2 separate regions of the Homo sapiens genome follow, and region 2 is linked to region 1. A link is an interaction called in ENCODE POLR2A ChIA-PET data of the cell type or tissue named here. Cell type or tissue: IMR-90. All regions are shown on one strand. Links, peaks and the distances in the headings refer to the core of each region. The heading gives the core; the rest is flanking DNA.

Region 1 (4,402 bases), core at 110-4,109:
ATTCCATTTCTTTCATCATTTCAGTGCTATTCTCCGTACTGAGTCCAATTTCTCAACACATTTCAAGTGTCGAGGAGCCTGATGGTACCTTAGCCGAACCAGAGTCAAGGAAGGCGGGAGTCATTTCTCTATATTTTTGCTCTGCCCCAACATAATGGATCATTGTATTCAATTCGAAATAGCATCAGCCCCTTTGGCAGCCATATCATATTGCAAACTGATATCTAATTTGTCCTCCATTATCAGCTCCAGGTCTTTTTTCAGCATTACCACTCACCAGGTTTCTCCTGTCCATTGAATTACTTTGCTCAAGATGTATTGGTTTTCATTTTTCTAGGCTGAATCTCATTTTGTGATTTTTCAAGTCATATTACTATCCTCTCTGGTCAATTTATATGACATCTGAGGAGCCTCAAAGGTGCCTGCCATACATCTTCACTTATCACCTGCAAAGTTCATTAATAAGCTATTTCTACTGTTTCCTTATCTAGGAGATCATTAAAATAATGAAAATAATCCTTCTTCCAGGTAATTTTAAAAGAGATTCAATAGAACCTGAGCTAACACTACACCACCACCACCAACAACAACAAAAAACACTTTTTAACACTATTTTTATATATAATATTAGTTTTTTTCTACTTCTTTGTAGTTTAAATTACCTAAGTTAATTTGGATTACATTCTTAATAAAGGTTTTGAGAGTTTGCTGATATTTCTATATTTTCATAGAGACTCCATTTTATCTATGCATTACTTGGAGTTGTTAAAACAAAAATCCATTTTTAAAGTGTTTAAATGTCATTACCTTAGCTATATGGAAGCCATCTGGATCCATAAAAGGATCATTTAGCTTCTCTTATCTCCATATGCCACATAAGTAATTGTATCAACTTCTTTTATAGGGGGACTGAGGATGATACATATAGAGGTCATCAGAAATGTTTTCTTCTCCTATGTTGAAAGAGCCAGAGAAAATTACAAAGAATTGCCCAACTGGATGTGGTTATGTAGTATCACTTTCAGAGAGTCTAGACACGGAGAAGTAGAAAGAGACATTTATGTGTTATAATAATTCCTAGGTTCTGAGGTTTACTGAGCAGTAAAGGCACTTTTTCTAATAGAGCCTTGGATCTGAGTTTACACACAGTATTGTTTGTAGGCTGTGTGACAGATCTATACTGATATTTTTATATGTAGATAGAAGCCATGGTTAGTAACAAAATATGTAGTTTTTTTCTAACATAAATACTACTATTATATGCATGTCTGGAGATTATTTTAATATTTAAAAATGACTCCTCATATGGGCAAATGTTGGGTTCACTGATCCGCAATAAGCATTTCAATAAAATATCTCATCTGTTTAAGGAATATGTTGGGAAGGACAGATAGTACTTTTTTCCATCTTGAGATTTGTTTGACACAATTTAGATGCATTCCATTGATTTTCCTCAATTATAAGGGGTAATAACTTTGATCTACACTGGGGTATGTAGAGATCTTTGTTATTTAGTTAGAATGGTGTCTGCAACAACACAAAAAAAGAAAACAGCAATACATATTAAATTTTCACTGTGAGAATTTATTCTCATATGTAACAGGCAACATGTCAGGCACATTCATCCACAGTGCCACTTTTAATCTTTATTACAATCTTAAGATATGCTTTTCCCTCTATTTTACATTTTAGAAAACTTGTCTTCTGAGAGCCTGCAGACTAAATTACCCAAAGTCACACACGTTTTAACAGAATGATAGGGATAATTGAGTGACAGAGCTAGAACTGGCAAATTCTCTAATCCTTGCTCTGTTCCCAATGCCTTGCAAACTTTCTAGTCATGCTGTATGTTCTACCCGTCAGCTTTTAACTGTAAAGTAACCATGTTGTTATACTCTAGACTCTGGGTCAGGAATTTGGGCAGACAGTGGAGACAGCTTGTTTCTGCTTCATGATATCTGGAAGTTCATCACTCAAGCCTGGGAGTTACTCTGTGGCTTTGAATGGCTCAGTGGTTGGTAACTGGTAATATCTGGCTGCATCTTCACTTAGATATGTGGCAGTTAATGCTAGCTCTTGGCTGGGATCTCAGCTGGGGAAGTCAGCCAAAATGCTTACAGTGACGTCTTCATGTGAAGCATGACAAAACTCAGACTTCTCATCTGGTGGCTCAAAGCTCTGAAGGAAAAGTATTTTGAGAAAATCAGGCAGAAACTCTATTGCCTTTTATGATCTAGCCTTGGAAATCACCGAGTATCACCTCCTCTGTGCTCTACCAGTCAATCATTCCCTAAGTTTAGTCCAGGTTCCAGGGGAGAGAATGCAGACCCTACTTCCCCATGGGAAAGTGTCAATTTTAAGACATGTTGAAAACCTTTACAATTCAGTATCATAATAATAAAAAAAAAAACTTCATTAGTGGCTGTGACGGTCATTCAGTGCTGCTGATTGTTTGAAATTTTTGAAGAACCCTCTTTCTTATGGCTTTGGTTTATTTACTATGGCTCTTAACCATGGCTACAAGTCATCTCTGGAAAGCACGATAAATCTATCAGTCCTGGAATCCACTTCAAATTTTCTCAAAAAAAAAAAAAATCTATATAAGGGGAGTACAGGAATATGTAGTTTCACCAAGTTCCTGGTGATTCTTAGGCAGCTGGCCTGACCTACGCACCAAGTTTTACTTACACCACTCTCTACAGATAGGGTTGTTATCAAAAGCCTGCCTGGTAAATTCCCTGGCCTCTGCTTTTAATGCACCCTGTCATTCTCATATTTTCCCTCTGCCTAGGAAAGGCACCTGAACCTTTATAAATATCACCTTTACATTTGCAAGTAGAATCCTGAGAGCTTCCTTCTTCATCTCATCCGGAATGGATGACAACACTCTAACAAAGTCTTCGCTGAAACTATCACAGCAGGAGGTGTACCAGCTTAAAGCTGTTGGTTGATAATCACTCTACTGTGAATGGTTGGGCTGGTAGCACCCAGTGATTCGATTTGAATATTTATGAGTTGATGTATTCACAGAAGTGCCACCTTGGGGTGCCACTGCAGCAGCTCCAGTCCAGTGAAAACATCTTCAAAACATCTTCAAAGAGCCTTGTCAGCTTCCTTCAGCATTCTTTTCAGGTTTAGAATTAGAGGAGAATGACAGTCCACACCTCAGAAAGAACCCTGATAAAATCTATTAACTCCTTCTCCCCTTACACATCCATCTTTTAGCTGCAGCAGCAACCAGTCCCCTCAGTGGAAATTTTATCACTACTTGAATTGAAAATAAATGAGTAAGGATTTTAGCACTACCTACCTGAATTGAAAATAAAAGAATAAAGATGCTTCTAGCTTACCTGCCTATCTGGTTTTCAGATTATGAATTTTACAAACAGATTCATCTCCACATCAAGATCGTATGTGGAGATGTCTACTACTATCCATACGTGGAATGGGAGAGAAGAGACTATAAAGGAACAGCTGGGGAGGATAAAGATATTTCTGTAGATTTGAGGCTGAAAGGGCATTTGGTAATTATCTTGATAAGGAGCAGGTCACTAAGGAAATTGTCCTGCAGTTCAATATAGAGGGTACCATATAAACCCTACAGTATTTATCCACAGGATAGGAAAGGCAAACTCAGCTTCCTAAGCTCACTAGACCACAGTCATCCTAAATTCCAATCACTTCTTCATAGCTATGTCTAGAGGAGGATAAAAGGTGACGATGAAAGAGAATCCTTTCCACAAATCTTTCACACAAGGTTTAGTGTCTTTGGAAAAGGTAGGTAAAACAAGCAAAAATCAGTGAAAGCCAAATTTAATTATTTGTAGGACTGGAATAAGGTTGTGGAGGAAAAGAAGCAAACAGGTAACATTTTCTCTTCCTTTCTATCCTCTTGGGTGTTTTCAGACTGGACCTACCTATCTATTTCTTTAAAGTGTAATTCTTAGACAACCTATATCATAATCCTTTATGGGAAAAATGAAGATGTCTGGAACCCACCTTACATCTACTGAATCAGCAACTCTGGGAGTGGGATCCTAGAATCAGAATTTGTAATGAGTTGCTCACTGACTCCATTGCATACTTGAATTGAAGAAGGACTGACCTAGCCCCTGCTATTGCTTGGATCTGGAAAGAGTGTTCCTAAATGTTTTTGTTAACATGCACCTACCTTTTCTCTGTCCTTGACTGTCAAGGAGACCCAGGGGCACTAAGAGGGTCTTTTGAAGTTTGATGTTGTTAAGTGGTTGACTTTTATAGGTAGTAAGAGTCTTCTTTGATATTAATTAATCATTGGGTCAGCAAGCATTCCAAAGGACAAAGCTAGCTAGAGTGCAACATACAGTAAAAATACTCTTTGGTTTTTGACTAAAAGTTAGAGATTATGTGCTATATCTCAACC
Region 2 (4,402 bases), core at 198-4,197, 87 kb before region 1:
ATAATTAAAAAAAACCACTTTTCTTCCACAAAATATGAGGTCAACCAACAAATGGCAGTCATCTGTCAATTATTTTACTGAATATATCTCCACCTCTTGCTGAACCCAATTTCTTTCTCCAACACCAGTATTTTGCTTTCTTACTATTTGTATGCATGGTTCACTATTTTATCTCTTTTTGTAAAGTGACTTTAATTTACCTAAAAGTGCAACTGTTAAAACTTTTAAACAGCAATTATCAGAGTATGAAACCAGTCTCTTTCCTGTAGAGCTGACATGTACTTAGCTAATTACCTCATCATTGCCTTAGCAGTATTTACAGTGAAAGAAGCATTTATGCACAGCTTTGTCTGTGGGGCCAGGCAACTGTTAAATATATAATATAGCATTTTGGGTAACAGTTTTGAAATAGCTCAGAAAGCCCAAACAAAGAAAATTGAGGACTTACAAAAAGAGTGAAAAGGTAGACAGAGTTTAGGAACTAACAGATTAGGGAAGGATCAGATATCAGGATTTCAGTAAAACACTAATACCCCCATCCCAAAGTTAGTTATCTGTCTGTAAAGCTGAAAATATTCCCAAGAATGTCACAAATTCCCAGTGGAAACATCTATGGATATTAAAATAAAAATGGGGCTTCTTAAAAGATAATGCAAGGGATCCTAAGAATTATCTAATGAAGTCCTAAATATGTCAGAGTTCATTTCTTGAAAATAAAGTACAGTTTCACTCAATTTTAGTCCCAAGAGAAAAGCTTTAGGCAGTCAGTTCCCAAGCCATAGGTTCCTGGGGAGCTCCAGGATTAGTACAAAGGTTCCAAACTTCCATATACACACTAAGCATTATATGTAGACATTACATATCTCAAACATAAATGTATTACTCTTTTTTGAGTCTGTGTAGTCTCTTGTATAATGAAAAATGCATTTTTTTCTAAATACATGGTAGGTTTTTTAAAAAGTGGACATTTCCTTAAAAACAGTTAAGAAAATTAGTTTGATGACAAAAGATCTGTCACCAGGCTGGAGTGTAGTGGTGCAATCTCAGCTTACTGCAACCGCCCCCTCCCAGGTTCAAGCAATTCTCCTGCCTCAGCCTCCTGAGTAGCTGGGACTACAGGCCCACACCACCAAGCCCAGCTAATTTTTCTATTTTTAGTAGAGACGGGGTTTCACCATGTTGGCCAGGATGGTCTTGATCTCTTGACCTCATGATCTGCCTGCCTCGGCCTCTCAAAAAAAGATCTTCTTAATAAAGAAATTTGCAGACAATTCTAGACCAGGTAATGATATGTTCAGTTCAAATATAGGTAGGAAATTCACATAAGAAGGCTGGCAGGAGGGTAGAGAGACGGAGAGTCCTAAGTAAATAAAGTAGAGCGTAAATGGAAATACATGGCAAAGATGGGGAACAAATACAAAAAGACATATGGAATGAAATGGTAGATTTTCAAAGTAAGATTAATTTCATTGACTAAATTGAGTTTGAAAGACTATCAGGTATTCAGGTAGAGCCCATTGACAAGTGACTCTGAGGACCTGATTAAGAGAATGCTCTGAGTTACCTGGGAACATCAGCTGTTTTCCTATTAGGGTATAGTTTAAACTGTGAGTTTGATGAAATTGCCAAGAGAGAGAGTGTGTAACATGGGTAGTTAGTATGCCTAGCCCTCTGCTGGAAATTCTATGAGGATTAAATAAATGTTCAACAGAAGTGGATTTACAGGGAAGCTTAGCTTTGGAGCTCCTTACTTGCACGGGCCATTCCGAGGGTTTACCTCTAAATAGCTCTTATTTTTAATTTATCGTTTTGTATTTATTTTTTTAAGAGAAAGACTTCACACTGTAAAAATTGCAAGCCCCACAAAAATCTGGATCTATACATGTTCTAGTCCCTCAAGGAACCTGTACAAATAAAACATTAAGTAACAATAAAAACAGTTTGTTTCTAATTGTAGCTCTGATGGCTATTCAAAAAATGCCGTGAGCTGATGTGTTTCTATGGACATGTTTAATGAAAGAGCTGAGTCTTGGGCCGGGCGCGGTGGCTCACGCCTGTAATCCCAGCACTTTGGGAGGCCGAGGCGGGTGGATCATGAGGTCAGGAGATCGAGACCATCCTGGCTAACAAGGTGAAACCCCGTCTCTACTAAAAATACAAAAAATTAGCCGGGCGCGGTGGTGGGCGCCTGTAGTCCCAGCTACTCGGGAGGCTGAGGCAGGAGAATGGCGTGAACCCGGGAAGCGGAGCTTGCAGTGAGCCGAGATTGCGCCACTGCAGTCCGCAGTCCGGCCTGGGCGACAGAGCGAGACTCCGTCTCAAAAAAAAAAAAAAAAAAAAAAGAAAGAAAGAGCTGAGTCTTAAGGGTTGCAATGACACTTGAATGAATAAATGAATGAATGAACGAAGATAGAGAATTAATAGAAATGCAGGCATTTCATAAGGAAGTGAGGACACAATAAATAGAATAAATCAGTCTCAGGTTGTATGCTACCAGAAAAACCCCAGGAGATTTTTGTTTTCAAGTTTCTTGGCAGACTTTTTTTTTTTTTAACCTTGAGGCAGATTAGTATTAATAATAATAATTACACTCCCCCATACTATAGTCTACTTCGGCTTATAATTCTTTACCATTACGTATAACCTCACTATGCTGTTGACAGCACCATGTTGTTACAGAGTTAGGAAATATGGTAAGATGATGGCCCCAGGGTTCAGGACAAAGAGAGAAGATACAGGCAGCCACAGATGATGTATTCACATTTCAGATTTGGTTTCCCTATTGTGCTGCAATGCTGTTTGGGTTTTATTATTAATTATTTTGCCTTTATTTTTCTTTACACTTGGTAAATTTAATGAGCTGTTTCTAAGTAATGGTGCTTTTTTATTCCCACTGCTATCATTCTATTCCAAATCCTTATCAGTGCATGACTGTATTACCAACCTCGGTCTTTTCATGTGTTGAGTTCTTTTTTTTTTTTTTTTTTTTTGAGACGGAGTTTCGCCTTTATTGCCCAGGCTGGAGTGCAGTGGCGTGATCTCAGCTCACTGCAACCTCCACCTCCCGGGTTCAAGTGATTCTGCTGTCTCATCGTCCCAAGTAGCTGAGATTAGTTTTTGTATTTTTAGTAGAGATGGGGTTTCACCATATTGGCCAGACTGGTCTTGAGCTCCTGACCTCAAGTGATCCACCCGGCTCGGTCTCCCAAAGTGCTGAAATTACAGGCGTTAGCCATGGCGCCCGGCCTCATGTGTTGAGTTCTTACTTTCTGGTAGGCACTCAGTTGAGTACTGGTGATGAGCAGTGAATGAGATGGAGTTTATAGTCTAGCCTTTTAGATTTTCACAACTATTTATATTCTTTTTTAAACTTACCTTTTCATCTGTTTCTTTTTCTTTTCTATTTTTGCTCAATAAACTAAAATTGGCCTCCAGTTTTTGTTGCATCAGCCTCAATTTAAAGGCACCATCAGGTCTTAAAGTATCTCTCTCTCATACTCACCCTCTCTTTTTGTTAGGAATGTTTCCTGATATATCAAGTCCATCTTTCCTTTTGTGTGTATTAATTTTTTTTTTTTGCTTTAGGATGTATGGTTTTTTTCCCATCTATTTACCTAAATTTTACTCTTTTTAAGCCCATCCTCCTCTCAAAAAACATTAATTTTTTCATCTTTATTGTTTTCCCCTCTAATTAATTAATTTATTTATTATTTATGGACTTATAGGCAGTATCAATTTTGTGCTTATGTTTGCTGATAGTTTTCTGCATTTTAGTTCTGTATCTTCAACCAGATTTTAAGCTCCCTAAGTCATAGACGGTTAGAGATTACAGGAGTAACTTGGTCTGAGTAACATTTCAATCAATATTTTTATTGACATACTCACCCAAGTATATCACATTCTCTGCATTTTAAAGAAGAAGAGGTAAAACTCCAAGAAAAAATGACTTTTCTATGGTCAAACAACTAGTTGTTAGCAGAGCCATATTTGCATCAGTACTATTTCCACTAACCCTTATCTTCCATGTTCCACGTGTTGCCTGGGCCAGGGTTGAACAGGTAGCAGGTGCTCAATAATTTCTTTTAATGGTATGTACAGAATGAAGTATATTTGTTGCAATGACTCATTCTATGGTTACATGGCCAAAGGTAAAGGTTGACAATAGAGGATCTATTTTTCCCTTGTCATAAGTAAATAGGGGATGGTGAAACATGAAGGGTCAATGAAAATATCAAAGGTGAGCATATAACCTCACTATGCTGTTCGTTACAGGTGAGCAATTGTTTTAAAACTACTTTCTTGCTAATTTTGGGTGATAATTGCATTTCCTGAGTTGATGACTTAACAAATGTTTTATGATTTAGAGGCACCATCAGATCTAAATGCCCAGCCCCTGCACGGT

What was found. ChIA-PET counts read pairs that join two places held together with the same protein. Peaks named below come from ENCODE experiments on the same cell type or tissue, not always from the same donor. Only the 100,000 strongest peaks of a DNase experiment are listed, where the experiment ranks them.
Region 2: POLR2A ChIA-PET joins it to region 1 with 8 read pairs; 3 of 35 experiments call an interaction of 5 or more read pairs at or near these places.

What each region holds. Positions count from the first base shown.
Region 1 is chr3:116,337,476-116,341,877 of GRCh38, reverse strand. All of the region lies in intron 1 of LSAMP (limbic system associated membrane protein), which reads left to right. Among named protein-coding and RNA genes, the nearest start is that of LSAMP-AS1, 20 kb to the left of the region's middle. In IMR-90, for the core only: no CTCF peak of the experiment used is centred there; a DNase peak (open chromatin) is centred at 2,077.
Region 2 is chr3:116,425,050-116,429,451 of GRCh38, reverse strand. All of the region lies in intron 1 of LSAMP (limbic system associated membrane protein), which reads left to right. Among named protein-coding and RNA genes, the nearest start is that of LSAMP, 18 kb to the left of the region's middle. In IMR-90, for the core only: no CTCF peak of the experiment used is centred there; no DNase peak of the experiment used is centred there.